Regions from separate parts of the Mus musculus genome. Here region 1 is linked to region 2. Evidence: chromatin loops called from intact Hi-C (ENCODE). Cell type or tissue: left cerebral cortex. All regions are shown on one strand. Each heading gives the region's core, and the rest is flanking DNA. Links, peaks and the distances in the headings are about the cores only. Region 1 holds the start of Gm30447. Region 2 has its middle 18 kb from the start of Gm39364.

Region 1 (11,955 bases), core at 1,601-9,600, 67 kb before region 2:
AACCTGGTTTGTAAACTTTAAAGGGAGAGTTTTGATAAGGCAAAGTGACATAGGCCTGTAGTTCCAGCTACTCAGGAGAATAAAAGCAGTTGAGTCACTTGAGGCCTGGAATCTGAGGTCAGTCTGAGCAACAGATTAAGAGTCTGTCTCAAAAATTACATAAGTAAATAAATAAAAGGGTGAGTTTTATGCTATGTGGTTTGTGTCAATTAAAAAATTATTTGAGAAAAAATAATACAAAATGTAGGGGCTGGTGAGATGGCTCACAAAGTAAAGGTGCGTATCACTAAGCCTAATGACCTAAGTTTGATCCCTGAGACACAAATCATGTAAGCAAAAATAAATTCCAAATTGTCCTCTGACCTCCAATGGTCATATTTGTACCATGGGCTGCAAACAGAGGTTTAATGTTTTTAAATGCATGTAATCTGTTCATTTTGGTGAAATAATTGAGGAAGAGATAAATCTGAAACTAAATTTAAATTCTGGATTCCTTAATGAACATGGAAAAGAGGTACAAACAAAGATAGAGACAGAGGAATGTGACAGTAGGATAGAGGGACACATGTGAGTAATCATTTTACATAGTAAAGTCAAATAGCAGTGGCATTCAGTAACTGTACTGTTCCACAAACCCAAACTAACAATAATGCCACATATGATGATACAAGCCTATAATCCAAACATTAGAAGGTTGAAGCAGAAGAATACCAAGTTTGAGCCCAGTGTGAGATTATTTGGGAGATCCTATCTGAAGTCACCATCATCATCATCCATAACAATAATTAGTTAACATCAACCAGGACTGAGAGCAATCAAAAGAGAATACAAAGAAGCAACAAAGGAACTGAACTACACTGCACTAAAGTAACACAGTCACACTAAATAGAACAGAGAATAAAACAACTAACCTAAATAGCTAAAGATAAAAACTGCACACAGATAACCTTGTGAATACTTTTCATAAGCAAATAACTATCTGTTGGATACTCCAAAAGTTAGCAAATATGTTATGATACTGAGATCTAGACTTCTGTCACAGAAAGAAAATACAAATAAGGAGTAACAGAAGGTCAGAGCAACCTTGTAGTGTTGGAGGAAAAGGTACTGATATAAACTCATGGTCATCATACAAAGAGAAATAAATATAGTTATCCTTCAGTAACTTCAGGGGATAGGTTCCAGAGTTCCCCACTCCTGGCAGATAACAAAATCTATTGTTCTCTGGTCCCTTATAGTCTGATTCTTAAACTGTGGGAAGTGATCCGATCATTTAACTAAATTCAAGGGTGGCCAAAAATCTAGCTACACTAACAGGTTTCTGGACACAAGAAGGAATCCAAAGTGTCTCTGGCAGCACTTGCCCATGCTGCACCCTGTGACTCCACTGAAGCTAAAATGTGTATGCGTTGTACTATGCATGCCATGGCACTGTGCAATGCCAAGAAGCAATGCTGGAATTACCATGGCTCAGACTGAGAATATTGTAAATTACGGATTGCAGTATTTTTACCATGCAAAAAAAATGTTGTGCTTTTATAGAAATAATTTTAATTACAGAAAACAAAGCTTCTAATATTTTTATTATCAATCCTTAGCATACAAGCATCCAAGTAATATCTCTGAATCTCTTTATGTTAGAACATTTGATTTTTAAAGTTGGCTTGACTTTCACATAAAAAGTCATTAAATATTTTTGTATCAAAATTAGGACAGAATTTTCCACAATTACTAAAATGGCTCTAAATATACTCCTGAAATTTTGTACTATGAATTTATGAGAAGCAGCACTCTCAATGCCGTTGATTATAAAACCAAAATATCGATCAACTCTTTTTAAAAAATGCTGGAAGATGTTCTATGTCTTGTAGTATCAAATGCTCAGCAAGAGTTAATTTCTTTTATAAAAATAAGTAAACAAACCCACTTCTCAGTATTCAAATTTGTTTTCATCTTTAGTAAATCCATATGCATATAAAAACAGCTATTTTAAAATAAGTTATGCTTATCAGTAAATGTCTCATTTGTATACTTACTTTATATAACTACTTATTTAGGGTCACCTAAAAACTTGACAAAAGGAAATCATGAGTAAAAAGGGTTAAAAATCCTGCATTGTATTAGCTTATAACCTACCCATAATATAACAGATGTTTAATATTTAGTAGACTGTAAACAATTATTTAACTCAAGCCAAGCGTGGTGGCTCACGCCTTTAATCCCAGCACTTGGGGGGCAGAGGCAGGCAGATTTCTGAGTTCGAGGCCAGCCTGGTCTAAGAGTGAGTTCCAAGACAGCCAGGGCTACACAGAGAAACTCTGTCTGGAAAACAAAACAAAACAAACCAGGTGAGGTGGTCAGTAGCTAATGGTGCCTCTCATCAAGGCTTTCAATCTGAGTTGGGTCCCCAAGATCCACATGGTGGAAGAAGAGAATCAACTCCTACAAGTTGGCCTTTAATCAACACACACACACACACACACACACACACACACACACACACTGTGGCCAAAACTGAAACAATGTGAACAACATAATGCTATTATATTGGACAACAGTCTGTAGAATCAAATGAATATGCACACTACCATACTGATATAAATAACTAAATTAACAAATGTCCTTTGACAGATGAAGTCCAATTCATACATATCAGAATAAGGGAACTACAAATACCATAACCGTATATTTTACAATACAAACAAGGGGAGAAAGTTTGAGCAAAACAGTCTATAGTTTTGAAGAACCTCCTACAAGATATAAATATATCAAAGAGAATACAAAGGGACAAAGAGTACCCTCTCCTAGACTATCCCAATAGAAGCCACCAGAACAAATGATCAAGGTTAAAATATCATTAGTAACCAGGCACATCAATAACATGGGCCCCCTAGTAAAATGCATTGATACAGAGTGTTATAATCAAAACACACAAAACTTCAAATCTAATCATGAAGAAAAAAATCAAATGAGCCAAAAATGAGAGTATTTTTACAAAAAATAAAAATAAACAAACAATATTCAGAAAGTTACGAGAAACCTAGAAATTGGTCAGGATTAATGACTCTGACCCAGAGACAGTCAGATCTCTATGAGTTCAAGACCAGCCTGATCTACAAAGTAAGACCCCCATCTCAAAAAAACCAAACAAACAAAACAAGCCAGTATGGTATCACATGCCTGTATCCTCAGTATTCTCAGTACTTGGAGTAGCAGGAGGATCAGGAGCTCATGGCCAGTCTCAACTAGAGTCAAAATCAGCCTAAGATGCACAAGCTCCTGTATCAAAAAGAAAAAATAAAAATAAACCTAGCCATCATCTGATTCAGCATCACATTTATTTGCTGGTAGATCTCCTCTGGAATTTAATATTCCCATTAATTTTTAAGGGCCAGTAGAAAAAAATAAAGTCATCAGAAAGTACCTATTAGGTACCTATTTTGTGCTCCTTTTAGTTTAAAAGAAAAAAATACTAGCTGAAGTGGCTTTGCTGACTTTACAATCTCCTTTTTAAATGACTCAGCCAATATTCTCTGTTCAAGATCTTGATAATATTTAGAAGGTATCCCTAGCAACCTGTTTTGTGGGTATACTAAGACAAAGTTTTATATATGATGAAAAATAATTGTTTGTTGTTTTTATGGTTGATTACCTACAAAATTTCAAGGGCTTGTTCACGTGCTTTGATCTCTCTCACATAGCCAAGACGCCTGAAAATCTTGATCATTCTGCCTCCACCTAAAGCTCGAGTTTGGTTTCACAAGTGTGCTTTTTACCTAACACAATTTTCCCTTATCACAAATACAGCATCAACATTATCACTTACAGTCTAAGAGTCCACTTTAAAATCAGCTGCCCACTGAACCCAGGCATTTTGCTCACAACACCAAGACTTTTCACCATGTATTACATGCGTCTTCTACTAACCAATCCAACACCAAAAACAGCACGTCCTCCTCTAACGTGTTATCCATTTCAATGCGTTATCCATTTAAATAAAATATTTTCACATGTTTACATTAATGAGACGACTATGTGATGCATTTGCTTCTCCTCCATATACCACCAGCACGACTGCACAGAGAAAATACATAACCAGCAAATCAATGCATCCATGTTGAAAGGAACTGGCAAGACCAGAAATTTAAGAAGCAAAGTGATAAGAACCTTAGGGAAAGCAAAATTCATACAAGTTGCTGATTCCAAGAGGCCTTAAAAGGCCATCCATTTCAATGACAACTGATAATCTATCCTCCTTTTGAAAGATGCCAGGCTTCCAACCTGCCATACAATCCGGTCATGTGATTTGGGAAAAATATAATTGACTGTTCTTTGTCCTACATTATGCTGTTTTTTTTTCTCAAACTACATGACAAAATATTTTAACCTATTTCTAAAATATACAGATTTACAAGTGCAGAGGACAAGCATGCATTGACACGTGCATTTATGCATAATACGAGCACTCGGGACATTCACTTTTGCTTGTATAAACACACAGGTATGTAAACATATAATCAAAGGCACATCACCATCAATTTTTTAAAAACTTTGAAGCTTACTTTCTCCTCATCGCAATTAATTTTTCTTTTCTTTATATAAACACCGGCCCGATTTAGAGGACTCATCACACAAAAAAAGAAAAACTATAAAAATAACTCAGATATTATATCCAAAAAGAACAATGTTAAGGTTTGACTTTTAAAGCTATTTGAGCAACAATCATTTTGAAAGAAGACACAATGAAATATGGTGACGGCTGGGAACAGCCAATGATAATGAACAAGTAACCCGGCTTAATCAAGTGGGCCAAAGGAATGGTTCAAATAAAACAAATCATTTTGGGAACATACATAAAATAAGGAAGTACCATTCAAGGACAAGCTAGGTACTCTTAAAAAACAAAAGAGTCTGTTAGAAATATATCAAAATATTAACAGTGAAATGCTATCTCTGGAGATGGGTTATTAATTCGTTGGAATTTATCACTCTTGATTACCTATACACCTTCAAGGTATTACACACATTTTTAAAACTAACGCAAATGGAGATTTTTGTCCCTGTGCTTCACAGCTACCATACACATGCATGCATAGTACATACATACATACATACATACATACATCGCGTCTTTACATAACCTCCTGGGAGAGGTAGGTACCAAGCTTCTGTCCTCGTGTCTCCTGGGAACCTGCCACCCATCACTGTTCCCAGGGTTAGCTCCTGTCATCACCACCATCCACCTCTCACCCTGGAGACTACACAACTGTCGCCTCGTCTCCGCTCCAGGTAGCAAGGGCTTTAGAAATTGTTATTTTATCCGAAGAGAGATTCAGAGAAAGGTTTACCGAAAGGATGAGCAGCCCCCACCCAAAAGCGCAGACGAGGAGAAAGACGCACGGTCTCAACCTCCACCCCTCCGAAGTCGGCCGGCGACAGGGAGCACCGGAGTCGCGACTCTCCTCAAGAGGAAGAGATGGGAGAGCCGCTCCCCAGTCCCAGTCCCAGCTAAGAGAGACGCGCTCGATAGCGGATAAAGGGGAGAAGGTCACAGACGCGACCCCTGAGGCGCTGAGGGGCGCAGACTGCAAGCTTATTCAGGGGCGGGTCCCTCCCTCCGGCAGGTGGCTCGGCTTCCAACAGGCTTCCAGGGGGCCAGGGGTTCCTCGGGCCTCCGCCCGCCGTCCACCCGGAGCCAGCAGTCCCGCTCGGCGGGCGGCCCCGGAACGGCCCCGAGCGGCTCGGCCGGGCCAGCCGATCACACACTCGGGAGGTCACGATGGCGAAAGAGAACGTGTTACCTACCGTACGTGGGTCGGGAGCTGGCGGCGATGGGGTGCGGCTCCAGCACCCGGCACCCGGCTGGCCAGCGGCCGCGCTAGCCGCGTCCTTTATATTTTTGCTGCAGCGGCGGCGACTTGTCAAAGGGAAAGACGTAAGAGGCGGCGGCGGCAGCGGCGGCAGCGACGGCGGCAGCGGCAGCGGCAGGCGAGTCTCGCGGGACTTATGAGGGAACTCTCGCGAGATCAGAAGCGCTGGTCCTGCCTCCTCCGGGCCTCGCGCGGGAGGTGGGAGGCAACCTGAGAGGAAAAGGGAGAGAAGATGCCGGCTTAGGCAGTGATGGGAAAGCGATGAGTACATCGCCGGCCGGGAGACCCTTCCTGTGAGGGTACTGGGGACACTCTACCGCCCCATGTCTCTTAACCGCTGGGTCCTCGCGGAGTCACGTGTGCCCGTAGGGAACTATCAATTGGGGGCATTTCACAAAGGGCGCTGAAGGATCAGGCGAGCGTGGATGTGTTCAGGATGAGTACGGGACAGTCTGCAAGAGGATCGGGGTCCGAATGCTGCCGAGGCCTCGGGGCTGCCGAGGACCGAGAGAAAAAGCTGCGGCCGGCCACACCCCTTTATCTCGGCTGCTTGCCGGGCGCTCTACTCCCTTTATCTCCCATCACAGTCTGCCCTTAACCTTGTGGCTGGTTAAGTTTACGCCCAAGCAAGTGTTTAAGTTGACCAACTTCTGCCCTGTCTGAGGAACACGGGAGGATTGACCTTTAGTACAGGTCTTGACCCTGACCTATACAGTGATGCACTCTGAGGAAGAACACTAACTTGGTCATCTAGCCCAACGTCTAGCATAGATGTAGGCGCTCAAATGTTGAATTGATATTGTTGAATGCCTCTGTACTTAAGGACTCCCAATCTCACCACTGTAGCCACCTTCAGCAAAAGGTTTTTCTGGAGAGAGAGCGGTTAAGAGGGCTATCTCTTACAGAGTGACTTGGCTTCACTTCACTTCAGGATGTCCAAAACCACTTGTAACTTCAACACTCACTTCTGAACGCTACAAGAACCTGCACTCGCGTTAACATACCCACACATACACATGAATTTGTTTTTGTTTTCAAGACAGGGTTTCTCTGCATCGCCCTGGCTGTCCTGGAACTCTCTGAAGACCAGGCTTTTTCCTGATTCTGCTCCAGAGTGCTGGGACTAAAGGCTTTTGGGGAAGGGGGGACGTTATAAATAAAATCTTTTTAAAAAATTCTTGTGCTAAAGACATAAACATACATGGTATAAGCAGCTGGGTGGGGTGGCAATCTCTGTGAGCTTGAGGCCAGTTTGGTCCACATACTGAGTTCCTCCCCTTTGGTTCAATTGGAAATGTGTATCATACAAATTTAGCCTAAGACAAAAGCTACTCTCAGCTTTGTGTGTGACTTGGAATGGCTTGCTTGGCTTCCCTGGACCTCAGTTCCTAATCTGTTCATTTAGAATATTAGTTATTATGACAGGGTTCCTCCTTAGAGGAGTATAGATAATGAGATAATCACTAAATAGAACTTCTAATGGTGCATATAAACTTCTATGTATAAGATGTGTGTTCTAGTCTAGGTATGAGAGGCAGATTAGCATGGAGTGATGACATTGTTGCTAGTGCTTTTTATGGTCTCAGGTGTTTGGTTTTGGTCCTGGGGAGAAGGGACTGAGGTGCATATTTTTCATATCAAAGCAGACCTGGCCTCCTGATTCTCCCTGCATCCCTCAGTTCCGACCTGTCATACCCTGCCCCCAAATGTGAGCTTTGCAGCCCAGGGGCTGGGTTGCCCTTCCCCCAGAGGCTTCTCCCTATAGAATCCAGACATTTTGCGTGCTCTCTCTCTCTCTCCCTCCCTCCCTCTCTCTCTCCTCTCTCTCTCTCCCTCTTTTCCCTCTCTCTCTCTCCTCTCCCATTCTCCCACTCTCTCCCTCTCCCACTCACTGCCTTGCAGACCTGAGTTCTGTTCCCAGCACCTATATCAGGAGGCTCCCAACTGCCTGGAACTCCAGCTCCAGAGAGATCTGACACCTCTGGCCTTAGCAAGCAGCTACATTCACATGTGCATACCCCCATACAGATATGCACATATACACATAGATATCATTTAAAAATAATAAATCTTTTTTTAAAAAAAAGACATTTCCTCTCTTGCCCTCTATTTAGCTTCCTCCCTAGGAGATATATGCAAAGAACTAAATATAATTGAGTCCAACAGCACTCAACTACTTTTTAAATTTTCACTTATTATTTTTATCTTTTGTGTAAAGTGTTTTGCCTGTATACATGCCTGTGTGCCACCTGCATGCAGTGTCCACAACAGCCAAAAGATGGGACTAGACCCCTGGGAACTGACATTACCCACCACTGTATGGGCCACAACGTAGGTGCTGGGAATCAAACCTGGGTCCTCTAAAAGAACTGTCAGTACTTTAACAGCTGAGCAATTTCTCCACCCCACATACAATTACAAATCAATGTCAGCAAGGAAACTCTACTTTCCACCATGACTTTGGCCATACCACTTTTTCCAAACTCAAGTACTCAAATCAGCACTTTTTTAAAGCCTCATCAACATCAGCCTCCCACCTCTACCACCTCAGATCTCCCCTAGAAAAATGGAAATGTGTTCTCAAGGCCAAGGGCTCACTATCATAATGGATCCTTGTCCTGATAGCTCTCTGAGCTGTGCACCATGGCCACAACAGAGAGGCAACTCTCCCTGCTTGCATATGCCACCATTGGCCTCCCAAGGCACGTTCTGTACTCGTGCACCACAGTCAGGGACTGGAAAGTCAGAAAAATGTGTCATTTTCATCTCGCATCTGCCTATAAGCTATGCTTAGCTCTAAAACGAAAGCTATAGCTAAGTTGGAAGCGAAATCAGAAGAGTAAAAATATGGAGGAAAAGGGAAAGGCTAAAAGGATTCAGAGAATGTATTGAACCATGACTCTGAAAACAGAAACTTGCCAACTCAGGAGTCTACAGATAAGAGTCCTGCTGTCACAGGAAATCGCAACCTGCCTTCCCCTTTTCTGCCTGTGAGTAAATGGACTTACTCCTTACCCAAGAGTATGAGAGTCAAAAAGCCAGGCATGGTGGTGCACACTGGAAATTGCAACACTCGAGAGGCAGAGGCAGGCATATTTCTATGCATTCAAGGCCAGCTTGGTCTACATAGAGAACCCCAGGCCAGCAAAAGGGACAGTAAGACTCTGTCAAAAAAAAAAAAAAAAAAGTCAAAGAATGTAGGAAATTATCTGAGACATTTTCATTTATTCACTTAGCACATCTCCACTGAGGAACTATTTTTGGTCACACATTGTATGAGGCTCTAAACAGACTGTTGACAAGCTTTAACACCTACCCTCAAGGAGGTTCTGGTCCAATGGAGGAAATGGAAGAAGAGAATAGATCATTACAATACCCAGCAGGGTACTGAACAAATAAGAAAGGTGTAGGGGAGGAAGTCAGGGAGAGAAAAGCAAAGAGAGCTCAAAGGCTGGTGAAGGATGATCTGTAAGTCAGCTCCAGAATGACTTCAGCAAACTGCTCTGTTGTGGGTTGTGGATTCTGCTTTGTTCTAATAAAATGCACAGCTCTTAAGCCATTAGAAAAGGGTCTTTGATGTGGAGTCATTTTATACACCTATTAGCTTTGAAGAAAGATAGGATTAATGGAGGAAAAAAATCATAATTAAAAACATTTTGTTCTTACAGCTTGTATTTTTGTTTTGTTTGTTTTGGGTTTTTTTTTTTTTGTTTGTTTGTTTTTTGTTGTTGTGGGTTTTTTTTGTTTTGGTTTTGGTTTTGGTTTTTGGTTTTTCGAGACAGGGTTTCTCTGTGTAGCCCTGGCTGTCTTGGAACTCACTCTGTAGACCAGGCTGACTTCGAACTCAGAAATTCACCTGCCTTTGCCTCCCAAGTGCTGGGATTAAAGGCATGTGCCACCACTGCCTATGGCTTGTATTTAAACACGTAAAGAGAGAACACATTCCACTTCACAGGCTTGGTCCCTTAGGCCAGTCTTCCTAATCCAGGTAATCCAACAGAGAGCCCAAGAGACATTTCCAAAACATGGTAACAATACCTACGTTGTTTAGCTTATGGCTTGTTTATACTTATTTATAGATGTCTTTGGTTCTTGGTTTGGTTTTTTGGTTTTTTGTTTGTTTTTGGAAAGATTTGGTTGTGTATCTTAGATTGGCCTCAAACTTGGAATCCCCCTGCCTCAGATTGCCAGGTGCTGGGGATTACAGTTAAATGCAACCATAACCATATCCAGCTGTTGTGTTGTGTTGTTTGTGGTATCTGTGGTCTAACTCAGAATTCTTGCCTCTACTCAGCAAGGTGATGGGGGAGGAAACCTAATAGGTTTGCCTTATTTTGTTGATTTACTTATTTTCACAGTGCTGGGGATGGTTCCAGGGTCTTATGAACATAAAGCAAGCACTCTGCAACTGAGCTACATCCCCAACCCAAGATAGCTGTTAACACTTTGTTTGTAATCATAGTTCCACAAAAAAAGGGGAAAAAACTCTAAAAATAATTATTGCAACTATCAAACATGTATTATTAGTCATACGTTATGCTAGAAATGTAGGGGTTCAATTCATGTACATGGGGGGAAAAAAAGCTAAACAAACAGTCAAGAATGGAGTCTATCCCTCTATGTGCATCAGAAGTTTTCACTAAAGAGACAGAGTCAGAGGCAGGAGCATCTGCTGCAGGTTTGAGGCCAGGCTGATCTACATCATTTCAGGCTAGTCAGGGCTATAGCAAGATCCTATCTTTAAAAAGACAAGAAAGAAAAAAAGAAAGAAAGAAAGAAAGAAAGAAAGAAAGAAAGAAAGAAAGAAAGAAAGAAAGAAAGAAAGAAAGAAAGAAAGAAAGAGAAGAGCTGAACTGCAAGGGTAGGTGCCCAACTGAAACATGTTGATACTACCGTAATGCCCCTCCAGGGAAAACGGATGTTGGCAAGGGCAGGATATTTATTGTACCTTAATATTTATAGACCTTTAATAGCTAACTTAGTAGGTTCTTTTCAAGGTGCCCATCACTATGTTCTCTTGGGATAAGTAAAATTTGGAATCGACTAATTCTACAGGCCACTTAAAATTAATTTTAAAAAGGCAGAGTGTAGCAGAGCATGCCCGGATCTCAGCACTTGCAACCGGAAGGGGGGGGGAGGGGGAGGATCATCCTCAGCTGCATATCAAGGGCAAGACCATGTCAATTTGGTATGTATGCTTGAGAGCCAAAGACCTGCATGGAAAATAGCCATCATGACAAAGCAACACAATACAAACTGAAAGACGGTGAAGGGTGAATAATATTCGCAGAACATAGAAAGGAGATTTACTGAATACAGAATTCTCTCTAGGTGCTAGAGTTAGAGAAGAGAGCTAACAACTAAATATAAAATTTACACATTCTCATAATAACTCATTCTCAAAAAAAATCTCCAAGCAAAAAAGTTTCCTAGAATTTTTGTTAACTACAACTACATATGAGAACACACTCATTACCTCTCTCTCTCTCTCTCTGTCTCTCTCTCTCTCTCTCTCTCTCTTTTCACTAACAGGTAATTGATCTGCCAAAGAGGTTTGAAAGGAAGTAGAGATACAAAAATAGGACCCAAGATTGGCAAGTACTTCTTTTAGAAATAAAATTCCTTCTGCCTCATGGGTTCCTACTTAACTCTGCATCCTCAGCAAAATATCACTTGTGTCAGGACATAAACAGTATTAGAAACTTCCTTTACAGGCTGGAGAGATGGCTCAGTGGTTATGAGCGCTGACTGCTCTTCCAGAAGTCCTGAGTTCAATTCCCAGCAACCACATGGTGGCTCACAACCATCTATAGTGGGATCTGACTCCCTTCTGACCTGTCTGAAGACAGCTACAGTGTACTCATATACATTTAAAAAATATATTAATTCTTTTTAAAAAAAGAAAGAAAGAAAGAAAGAAACTTCCTTACAAGTCATTGCCTAAATCTAGAATACAATAATTACTTTTGGCTTTGGGAGAAGGGCAGGATTTCCTAGCCCTGGCTAGCTTTGAACTTGCTATGTAACTGGGGCTGGCCTTGAACTCCTGATCTTTTTGTCCCTACTTCCAAAGTACTTGAATTAG
Region 2 (11,955 bases), core at 1,466-9,465:
AAAATAAAAACTAACATCTTCATTAAAATAAAAACAGTCACTTCTACAGTAAAGCAACCACAGAGGCCTGCTTGGAACTCATGGACAATTTCATGTGGTTGGTTAGTGACATGCTTGGTTCTCTCTCGCCTGCTAGAGTAAACCTCTCAAGGGCCAGGAGGAAGGCCAGCTTGACACTGATCATTCCCAGTGCTTGCTCCCAACAGCTGCCAAGCAATGTTTGTTGAATTTAAATAGAAATGAAGTTCTAGAAGGCTGCTACAGGACCCCCCATCGAATGCTACAAAAGGAAGGCATCTTAAGTTCAAATAGAACGATAGATGCATCAATATACATGAGAGTGTCAGCGGCACACTCAGTTAGTAAAACTCATTAAGAGAACAATTTGGCAATACCTAGTAAGCTAAAGTCATTTGTCCTCAGGAGCCTTAAACTCTACTTGTAGAGGAACTTTCACACTTGGGCAGGATGGTGATGCTTATAAGAAAAAGTGCCCATTGGCAGGGAAGAGGTCAGAATGCTATTACAGACACACACACACACACATAAACTAGAGCCACATGTTTTTTTTTTTTTTAACTCAAAACCATAATATTAAGTGAAAAATTAGAAATCATGAAGCACAAATAAAGGTTAAAAACCTGCAAAATGATACCATGTCATCTTTATGGATATAGAAGCATTTAAGCAAAAGGTATAAAACTATCTATGGTAAACACTAAAGTCATAGAATTGTTCCTGTTAAAAGGGTAAGAAACTGAGGAATAGGCTGTTGTTGGATCCATAAAAGGTCTTAACTAAATCTAAGCTTTTCCTTTTGTTGTGTTTACTTATTAAGATTAACATTTTTATTTACTTTATTTCATGTGTATGGGGTTTTTTGCTTGTATGTATGTATGTATGTATGTATGTATACCGTGAACAAGCCTGGTACCTGAGGAGGTCAGAAAAGGGCATCAGATCCCCTACACCTGGAGGTACAGGTGGCCTTGAGCCGCCATATGGGTATAGAGAATTGAACCTGGGTCTTCTAGAGCAGCAAGTACTCTTAACCACTGAATACTCTACAGCCCCTGATCTTTAAAACAAGGTAATTATGTGTAAATGTGTTTGTTGCTGTATGTCTGAGCATGTAAGTACAGGTGCCTACTGAAGTCAGAGAGACCATGGCTTCCCCAGAGCTGGAGTTACAAGCAGTTGTGAGCCACTCAGCATGAGCTTGGGGAACTGAATTAGGGTCCTTTACAAGAGCAGTATTCATGCCTCTATGAATCTGAAGGAAGTACGATATCCAGGGCTGGGAAGGATGGCTCAGTCTTTAATGTAGTTTGTACGTGAGTCTGAGGACCTGACTCTAGATCCCCAGCACCCCTTAAAAGACTACATGGGGATACTCCTACTGCTTAGAAATCTGAGATAGGAAGGTGTTAGGGGCTTGCTGGCTCACCTGTCCAGTCAAATTGATCAGCTTCAGATGCAGTGAGCTACCACATCTTAAAACAATACAATGAAGGACAAGAGATGAAGTCACCTGACACTGACCTCTGGCTTGCATATATACATGTACACACACACACACACACACACACACACACACACACACACGATATAGAGTCAGGTGTGTTATTACCCACCTCTAATTCCAGAACTCTGGAGGTTGAAGCAAGAGGACTGTGAGTTCCAGGCCAACCTAGGAGAGACTCTATCTCAAGACATAAACAAACAAACCCCCAAAACATTATATCTCTATAATAGAACACTATATGGTTATAACAAAGAATGAGGTTGAAGTTATGGGTCAACAACTACCACCTCACAGTTTTGTTCTCAACTCTCATAAGGAAACCTCTCTTTACAACAGACAAAGAATAATTATAGAAAACCACAACCAATTAAAATGCAGAAGTGTGGAACCCTGTCCCAAGGGATCCATCTATAGCTCAGCTCCTGCACTTACAATCCAGAGACCATTGTGGAAGAGAGGGCAGAAAGACAGTACGAGACAGAGGAACAGGGAGTCTGCTGTGAGATGTGACTCCTAGAAATGTCAGAAGCTTCACTCATGAAGTCTCTTCAACATGGCTATCCCAACATGACCTGAGCAAGGGTGACACTAAAGATCACACTAATGTGGACAGGGAAAGCCTGCAAGGCCCAGGTCTGGACAAAGAACTACAGGCAGCTACGGGATGCAGAGGCCCCGAAGAAGAGTCTTCTCCAGGGAAGAGCACAGTAATTCGTTCTTCAGCACCAAATGGTCAGCCTTAAAAACATACCCAAATGCTGGACAGTGGTGGCGCATGCCTTTAATCCCAGCCTTCCTGGAACAGAGGCACACAGGTCTCTGTGAGTTCAAGGCTAGCCTGGTCTACAGAGTGAGTTCTAAAACAACCAGGGCTACACAGAGAAAACTGGTCTCAGAGAAAACAAACAAACAAACAAACAAATAAATAATAAAAACATACACACACAAGTAATCTTATATGGACTGAGTGGGTCAGATTGTATTTATATATTTAGGAATATTTTAACAAACAAACACACACACACACACACACACACAAAACAACACCAATAATAACAAAGATAAAGAGGCCATAATTTTGAAAAAGTGTGTGTGTGTGTGTGTGTGTGTGTGTGTGTGTGATTGAGAAAGGAGAATGAAAGTGAAGGGGGAAATAATATCATTGTGTTTTAATCCCCAAAAGAATCAGTAGTTTTTTACAAACTGATAAAAATCTCTATATTGTTCCGTGAAAGAAACAAGGCATGACCCAGTGTATATCCTATGTAACAGCATGATCCTACCCCATGGCAAACAGACCTCTGAGATCAGGAGCAAAAGCCTGCAGGTCACTGTGGCTGGGGAACAGTAGCTGTCACGCCTGCATCCCTAGGGCATTAGAAAATGTGCAGCTGCAGTTTGGCATCATCAGATAACAGAGGCTTTGGGCTCTGTTCCCAAAGTCCACTAAAGGCCAAAGTGCTGAGAAGCATCTGGAAAGAATCCACGGTAATTATCACAAACATCGTGCAATTGTAATTTCTGATAAGTCACATGAGCGGCGCCACTTGAAAGCTGATCAGGGACAGAATAATGACTGAAGGTTTCTGACGTTCTGTGCATACAAGAATCAAGAATACCATCTGAAAGCTTACTATCAACACTGACAGTTGACAAGCTGAGAGATCAAATGATACAGATTATAAAACGTCTCTAAAGCCACAATCTGAGATCAACCAATCAAAAAATCAAACAAGGGCTAGCAAGCCACCCAGCAGGTACACACACACACACACACACACACACACACACACACACACACACAAGCACTATGCAAGCCTGATAACCTGAGTTCAGTTTCTAGAGCCAGCAGTGGGAGGAAAGAGCAGACTCCCAAAAAGTGTCCTTTGACACCCATTGTCCCCCACCCTACATTCCATGCCACAGACAGACAGACACACACACACACAATAATAATAATAATAATAAATATAATTTTAAAAATGTAAATCAACCTACATATCAAGTTCAAAGCCAGCCTGGAGTACATGAAACCCTGTCTTAAAAAACAAAACAAATCAATAGAATTTTAAAAGGATTACTGCCAGGCTGGTGAGATGGCTCAGTGGGTAAGAGCACCCGACTGCTCTTCCGAAGGTCCAGAGTTCAAATCCCAGCAACCACATGGTGGCTCACAACCATCTGTAATGAGATCTGACTCCCTCTTCTGGAGTGTCTGAAGACAGCTACAGTTTACTTACATATAATAAAATAAATAAATCTTAAAAAAAAAAGGATTACTGCCGACATAAAGATCTACATAAAACCATCTGTTACTAGTTATCATTTTCACTTGTTTCACCTTTGTTTTTGTTGGAAAACAAAACTGTATGAATTGTTCCTATTTTACTTTAAAATATGTTCACTTTGCAATGTGTACATTTATCATCATATTTGTAGATTACAAAATGAAGTATGGCTAACATCACTAACTTCTCTTCTTTAAATGGCAGGGAGTCTTCTTGAGTGGAAGACTACAGTGGATCTTTTTCTCCCTTGAAGGAAAGAAACACACATGCACATATATGTGAAACACATATGCACATATATGTGTCAGGCAGCACGTATGGAGCAAGGACAACCTGCTGGAGTCAAGCTATCTTCTTCCACCATTTTGGTTTGTTGTTGTTTTTGAGACAGGTCTCACTATATAGCCTTGGCTGGCCTGTAACTCACTTTCCTGAATGCTAGAATTAAAAGCAGGTACCATCATGCCTGGCTGCCTTCCTTGCATCATTTGGATCTTGGAGATAGAACTTGGGTTGTCAGGCTTGTAAGTGAGTGTCTTTTTCCTATGAGCCATTTTAATAGTCCCTCAAAAGCAAGGTTTTTTTAAGCAGCCATCTGTTTTAAAAGAAGGAATATATATATATATATATATATATATATATATATATATATATATATCCATATATATATGTATATGGCTTTATATATACATATTGCTATATAAAATATATATTCATATAAAATCTTGTATGAAGATAGTTATGTATTATGTTTACATGTGTAATATTTAGAAGGATTCATAAATAACTAATAGCAGTAAATATAAGAGTAGATTTTTTCTACATACTTTTTATACAGTGTGTGTGTGTGTGTGTGTGTGTGTGTGTGTGTGTGTGTGTTTGTACTGGAGACTGAAGCCAGAGCTGTGTACATGCAAAGCAGGTACTCTAGCACTAAGCTGCAACCCCAGCTCCTGTTTTATACTTGAAAATTCTTGAACTATATAGATGGCATTTGACTGACTCTGAAAATTAAAACTTTAAAAAAATCTTGGCAGATTTCCACAAAGCCTATGCAAAACATTAAGCCAGACTCTCAAGGGTTTGGCCTGTGGTTGATTGGTTTGCTTGTTTCCCTGGAACCTCTGTTTTAGGAACCAGGTATATCTTACTGGCTTTCAGATCTAGGAACAAAGATCTCAATCAGTCCTTGCAGTGCCACCTGGTGGCCATGACCTCGTAAGGTTCAAGCTTTTCTCTTCAATAATCTTTGGGAGTGCCTATGACCTTGACAGTGGGCAACACAGCACCGTGTAAACTGGCTGAGGTTAGTCTCAGTTGACACACATTGAATGTCCAGGACTGCCTTGTGTGGGTAGAATTCCATACAACTCCTGAAGTTTCATGACCTCTGCCTCCAAGGGGCCCCTCAAAGGCAGCCTACAGTAACAGCACATGGACTTCAAAGTCCAGAACCAAACCCTGGCTCCACTATCTACCAGCCTTGTCTTATTCAGCATAGCTTCCAAGGTCCTCCACTTCCTCATCTGCAAAGGTGGTAGGTAAGTCAGGGAAAGTACACACAAGAGATTAGAACAATGCCTTTGTATAACATGATAAACTCATGTCTTGATAAACATGAGTTCTCTTCCTAGGATTGCCTACTGATAACTTAGCTCTCCCCTGGCACTAGAGAAGGCAGCATGGTTGCTATGCAGGCTCAAGCCTTGGAAATGTTGAGGGAGAAGAAATTTATTTAGTGCCTGTATGTGTGTATTCATGTGGGTGAGCATGAATGTGTATGCATGCATGCACACATACCCATGCACATGTGCACATTATAGCAGGTGTGTGGAGGTTCAAGGGCAACTTTCGAAAGTCATTTCTCTCCTTCCACCATTTGGATCCTGGGCATGAGACTAAAGCTTGGCAGCAGGCACCTTTGCCCACTAATCACCTCACTGCCCTCTCCCCTTGTTTTTCCCAGCTGCTAAGGAAGAAATTAAAAGCTTGGCTATAGGGGAGAAGGAGTTCAAAAGCTGCTGCAGCCTCACAAGGAGCGTCAGGGCATCCCTAGTGCTACCCAGGGGTGCTCCGTCAAGCGAGTCTGCTCCTGGAAAGCAAAGCTCAGTCCCTGTCCCCATCCCCCACTCCCTGAATGAGTGAGAGCCAAATAGATAAGAAATTACAAGGAATAGCCCAGAAGTTGGGGGCACTCAGAAAAACAAATGATGAAGTTGGCCATCTGCCCTTAAAAAGGGATGACTATGCGCCTACTAGTCCCTCATCCCTACCATCAGAGTAGCATCTTCCATTGTAAATCTTTTCAAGGATGCAGAACCTGGGTTAGAAAGATGGCTCAGTGGTTAACAGAGCTGACTGTTTTTCCAGAGGACAAGGGTTCAATCCTTGTAGCTCTCACTACTGTCTGTAAGTCCAGGTGGTCTGATGCCCTCTTCTGGCTTCTGTGGAAACTGCATGCACATGGTGCACACTTATGTGCAGACAAAACAGCAATACACATTGGGGGGTTGAGGTGGGGGGAGATGCAGATGTGTTAGTTTGATTTCTGTTGTTTTTTTTTTTTCACTTTTTAAAAATGAGAACAGTGGGTTTTTTTTTTTAAGGTGTATTTATTTTATTTCTATGGGTACACTGTGGCTGTCTTCAGACACCAAAAGAAGGCACCAAATCCCATTACAGATGGCTATAAGCCACCATGTGGTTGCTGGAAATTGAACTCAGGACCTTTGGAAGAGTAGTCAGTGCTCTTAACTGCTGAGCCATCTCTCCAGTCACCTGTTTGCTTTTGTTTTAAAACAGTAATATAGCTCAGGCTAGCCTAAATTCACAACTCACTATGCAGCAAAAGATAACCTTGAATTCCTGGTCCTCTTGTTTCTGGCTCCAGAGTGCTAGGATTGCAGGCATGCACCAGCGTGTATGGTTTATGCAGTGCTGGGGCCTACGAAAGACCTCAGACTACCAACTTTCCACTGCTGTGACAGAAGGCCTATGATAATCAACAGAAAAAGAAGAAAGGATTATTTGGGCTCACAGTCTGGGAGGTTTAGGTCCATGGCTGCTTGCCTCTGCTGCCTTGGGGGTCTGTGGTGAGACATCATGACAGAAGCTGCTCATATATGACATCTAGAAAGCAAAAAGACAGAAATATTTGGGCATGGTATACACCTGGGTTCCCAGCTCAGGGGAGGCTGAGGCAGGAGGGTTGCAAGTTCAAGGCCAGCCTGGGCTACATAGTGAGCCCTTGTCTCTGAATGCAAACAAAACAAATGCCAACCCCCCTGGAAGCCTTAGTTTCCTAAGCTTTCTCAAGATGGCTGTGAGAACAGAAGGCAATAAAGACCTGGTGTGAGGCAGATGCTTCTAGAATGCAAACCACAGGGTGGGGGCGGGGGGAGTGGAGAGGCACAGGCAGACCGGCAAGAAGGCAGCAGCTGCTGCTGCTCTCTAGCAAGGCTCCTTTGCATTTGGCCGTAGGCAGCTGAAGGGGCCAGACAGGCGGAAAGCGAAGGTGCTTTGCAGCTGGGCAGTGAGGTTTCTTAACCAACCGAGCTTCACAGAATGTTCAGGATGTGGGCCGGCCCCCAGCATGCACTGGGGAAAACCAAAGGACGAGAAACAAGAGGCATGTCACGTCAAGGGCCTTGCTCATCACATATCACATGTCACCAGAGTGGTTGGCAGAGGCAGCAAACAACACCATGGGAACTCCATCTCCTTCTTCCATTTGCTCCATCCAGCCTACTCACTGATGAATTTATGTTTTACGCTAGTCCATAAAGCACAGTTGTTAGGACAGAAGCCACTTTCTGAGTGCAGTACACTAAGTGCCGCCATGCTTTAGCTAATCCAACCGAATAGTCATAGGAGCCCTGCGGGGAAGATATTGGCATGCCCCCGTTTTACAAATGGGAAAGCTGAGGCCCAATACCTTGGTAAATAAATAAATAAATAATCACCCAGCTAAGAAGATGTCAGAAATGTCATTCAAACTCTGAGACCTAACCTGACTCTCAGGCCAGGGTTTTCAGATCAGTACCGTGGACCTAGGCTAGAAGACATTTTCATATTTTCTTTTTTCTTTTTTTTTTCCCCCTTGAAACCGGTCTATGTAGCCCTTGCCAGAACATACTATCTAGACCAGGCTGATCTTGAACTCACAGAGATCCACCTGCCTCTGCCTCCTAAGTACTGACATTAAAGACACATGCCAGCACATCCTGCTGGGAGACACTTTCTAGGGAAAAGAGGTAAGTACCTACAGGCTTTGGAGGAGCAGGAAAGCCCACCTCCTGGGCCAGTGTCCAGTGAGGAGGGGGTAAGAGACATTGCCTACCATCACCCAGCAGTGGGCATGGAGAGAGGCACTACACCCCTCCATCAGTGCCCTTCTCTCAGTAGAGACCTCAGCTGCCTCCTAGCAGTTTGGGGGAAAACCAATTGTGCCCTAGGCTCTAAGGCACTAAGCCTTAGGTATAGACAATCACAATTTATCCTGGTCCCCCCACCCCCCTCGATCTAGGGATGTGCATGCAGACCAAGAAAGGCTTTGCTGTGGTTTCAGAATGTCTGTGCTCACTTCCTGTAAAGACATATGCAAATTACTTTTCTCATTGCTGAGACCTAACACCTGGTCAGAAGCAACTTAAAGCTAGGAGGCATGGTGGCTCACACCTCTGTGAGTCTGGGAGCAGCTTGGTCTATATTGTGAATTAATTCCAGACCTGCCTGCCAGGGCTACCTAGTGAGACCCTGTCTCAAAAGAAAAAAAAGAAAAAGGAAGGAGAAGAAATAGAAGAAGGTCTATTTTGACTTACAGTTGGGATACAGTGCATCGTGGCAAAGGCATACAAGCAGGAGTGTGAAGTGGCTGGCCACACTGTGTCTGCTGTGTGGAAGCAGAGGCAGACAGATGCTGGGGTTCAACTAGATCTCTGTTTGTTATGTAGTCCAGAACCCTAGCCCCATGAATAGCATCCACAGCTGCAGTGGGATTCTCCAGCTTAGTTAACCTAAACTAGAATCTCCCTCACTGACACGCCCAGATATTTGTCTGGAGGGGATTCTGGATCCTGTCAACTTGGCAACTTCAACTCTCGAAGTATCTTTCTGCCTGATGCTCTCAGTTGAGTAAACATTGTAAAGTAGTTTTGCCTCCCCCTGGACAAGTATTAGGATAAAGGACAAAAAAGCCTGGTCTGTTTAAAATACTCAACCTGTTGGAAAGGTGAGAGGTGTGGCCCTGCCCTTCCCCCACAGAGGCCTGGGCTGAAGTACCAAGAACCCTGTGGAGACATCATAGCTACTCCTGGCCCAGAGGAGCCACCCAGGCATCAGGCCAGTGCCCTGGGTATTTTCAGCTTCCAGCAGCATCAGCAAGGTCTGAGAGCCATGAGCCTTATTGTATTTCAGGTGACCTAGGCACCTGGCCAGCAGCACAGCCAGGGAGTGCTGTCTTTATGCCCTTGTCTGGGCCTTTCTTCTTTCCTGCCAATCTGCATAACCAGGCCATGGGAAGGGCTGCAGAAGGAGCATCTGCTAAGCTCAACAGGCACCAGAAATGGGTGAAAAGAGAGACAGGCAACTTCAGATGCCACTAAAATGCTTGAGAATCAACTTGGGACTCTCCAAGAACTCCATCCTTCACTTGGTCCTCCACAAACACCCTAACAAATGCTTCTTTCTAAACAGCATGCCATGGGGTAAGGTGACCAGAAGTCCAGTCCTGTACTGGACATCCCTAGATTTGCCACTGTTGAGAACAGTTCTTCTCTGAGGAATATAAACATCTCTTCCCACTTCATAAGTCCCCAAAGGCAATCACGGCACAGTTCCAACCACATTCACTCTGGTGAACAAATGAGTTTATTGGGCTTTCTCACAGAGCACAGCTGAGGCTTACTGGCAGAATAGTGGCTGATCTTGAAGCAGGGACACTGCCAAGTCTTTGCCAAGCTTAGGTGATGACTTTCCAGAGTCACCTCGACGGGACGTCTTTCAGTCTTCCTCAGCTTATATACCATCGGGAACTTCATGCCTCATGCAATTAAGGTAGAATTGCATACAGCCAGCTGGGAGGTGTGGATGGTATCAGGGAAGGTCTTCTTCTGTGAGGTTACATCAACAGTCAGCAAGCCTGATCCTGGGGGCCAGGGAATACTCACCTTTTCTCAGGTGCAGTGGATCCAGTGACGTTGACCATGGTTTTGCCTGGAGCTCCATCTTCGTCTTCTGGAACTCTGTCCCATGAAACTGCCCAGGTTCAGGCAAACTTAGGCAGTTGTTCTCTCTATTTGAGAGCTTTGCAGGTATCTCCCACTGGTCCTTACATCCATCCTCCATGTCCGATTCTTTCTTTGACTGGAGTCAAAAAGACTGGCAACTGAGGCCCATCTGTCTTGTCCTCGTCTGGGTAGCTAATAGGTGAAGTAGCAGAGGAACCCTAACATGTCTGGTTCCTTGTGCTCTCTCCCTAGGTCAGGTCCTTGCCTAACCCATTTAGCTTATCCCAATAGTCTGAATTGTCTCCTCCACAGGCTGCCCCACCCAATCCAATGTGTGCCGGTACTTGTGTGGTCGGGAGATCAGCCTTCGGGGGTCATTTCTCAGAAGCCTTTCTCTTTGGTTTTTTGAGACTGGGTCTCTCACTGGGACCTGGGGCTTACCAATTAGGCTAAGCTGGTTGGTCAGTGAGCCCCATGGATCTTTGTGTTTCTGCCTTCCCAGTGCCCGGATTAATGCATACATATATTGCCTTATCTGTCTTAGAAGTTGAACTTGGGTTCTCATACTTATAAGGCAAGCACTTTGCCAACTGAGCCATCTCTCTAGCCTCTAGGAGTAGTTTTTCTAAAGTATCATAGCAGAATCTCTTAAGCAACTTGTTTAGCACCCCCAGAGCTTCTAATACAGGAAAGGTGGAGTGGGCTAGAAAATGTGTACTTCTGACGAGTTTCCAGTTGCTGGCCAGAGACCACACTAAGAGGTGCTGATCTAAACCACAGCCCTAAAGAAGAGTCACCTCCCCATCACCCAGGAGGCTCAAGCCTACATTCGAAGCCATCATCTTCACAGTGCTTTCTTCCTGAGCATACTCCACCAGACCACCCCACCTCCTCAGGAGGTATAAGTTCTTCCTACCTCCGAGTCTCTGCTCAGGTGGGTCCTGTACTGCAGACTCTGTAGACCCATTGCAAACACAAGGCATCTTGTCCTTTAGGAGCATCTCAAAAGCTCACTGGGGCCTTATCCGTCAGAATGAAGGCTCCTTCCTCAGCTCCTGGCTTAGTTCCTATTTCTTCCTGTCATTAAACTGTGAGTTCTGGAGGACCTGTCATGTTCCCGTTTTTGTCTACACATGTGTTAAATGCATGTGACTGCAGAAGACAGAATGGGGGCAATGGGTGGATCTTTGGGGAAATAGATTTGGGCCCAGCCAAGAAAGAACCTGTCAAACGTGAATACGTTGGTAGCTGATTTTATATATATATGTACATATATATATATATATTCGCACATATATTCATACATATATTCACATATATATATGTCATATATATAGTATTCATATATATGGTAGTCATATAGATAAGTATGAATGACAGAGTTTTTCTCTGTAAATGTATGTCCTGGCTGTCCTGGAACTGCTTCTGTAGACCAGGCTAGCCTCGAACTTTCAGAGACTCACTTGCCTCTGCTGGGATTAAAGGCATATACCATCACGGTTTGATTCCAGCTTTTGAGGGAGGGTCTTGTCACTTCCAGTACCTTCAGTAGCACATCATAAATCAGACAAGCTTGCGAGACTCACTTGACGACACTGTGGCTAAGCAGATCCTGGGCACTGTAATTTGTTGCCTGACTAAGGAGGGGAGGGAGAATTTTCCAGAATATGATCTCTTACAGCTGGTGGGGCTTTCCAGGGCTAGCACTGAGTGAAGGCGACTGATGAGGTCTGCAGTTGTTCAGGAACGTCTGCCCTGTTTCCTCTCCAACCAGGAAATGCACCCTCAGGCCCAAAGCCCACAGCTTGGCTACTAAAAGGGTCTGAGAAAGCAATGACCCAGGACCCAGCTGGGGAGGGCCAACATCTCAGTTCGACCTCTGTCAGCCTGTAGGTCTCAGGAGCTTTCCTGTTTC

The links. Peaks named below come from ENCODE experiments on the same cell type or tissue, not always from the same donor. Only the 100,000 strongest peaks of a DNase experiment are listed, where the experiment ranks them.
Region 1: a loop joins it to region 2, with 4 times the contacts of the local background. A loop is called at or near these places in 11 of 42 quality-filtered maps.

The regions. Positions count from the first base shown.
Region 1 is chr9:66,344,472-66,356,426 of GRCm38, reverse strand. Gm30447 reads left to right here and starts at 2,773. Exons shown (of 2, transcript XM_006511600.4): 1 at 2,773-5,806; 2 at 5,909-6,102. The coding sequence starts at 5,356. The coding sequence ends at 6,084. Herc1 (HECT and RLD domain containing E3 ubiquitin protein ligase family member 1) reads right to left here and starts at 5,977. Exons shown (of 78, transcript NM_145617.3): 1 at 5,806-5,977. In left cerebral cortex, for the core only: no CTCF peak of the experiment used is centred there; DNase peaks (open chromatin) are centred at 4,023, 5,296, 5,994 and 8,839; H3K4me3 peaks cover 2,962 bases; H3K27ac peaks cover 1,797 bases.
Region 2 is chr9:66,277,080-66,289,034 of GRCm38, reverse strand. No RefSeq gene overlaps it. Among named protein-coding and RNA genes, the nearest start is that of Gm39364, 18 kb to the left of the region's middle. In left cerebral cortex, for the core only: CTCF peaks have their summits at 5,017 (motif pointing left) and 6,266 (motif pointing left); a DNase peak (open chromatin) is centred at 5,010.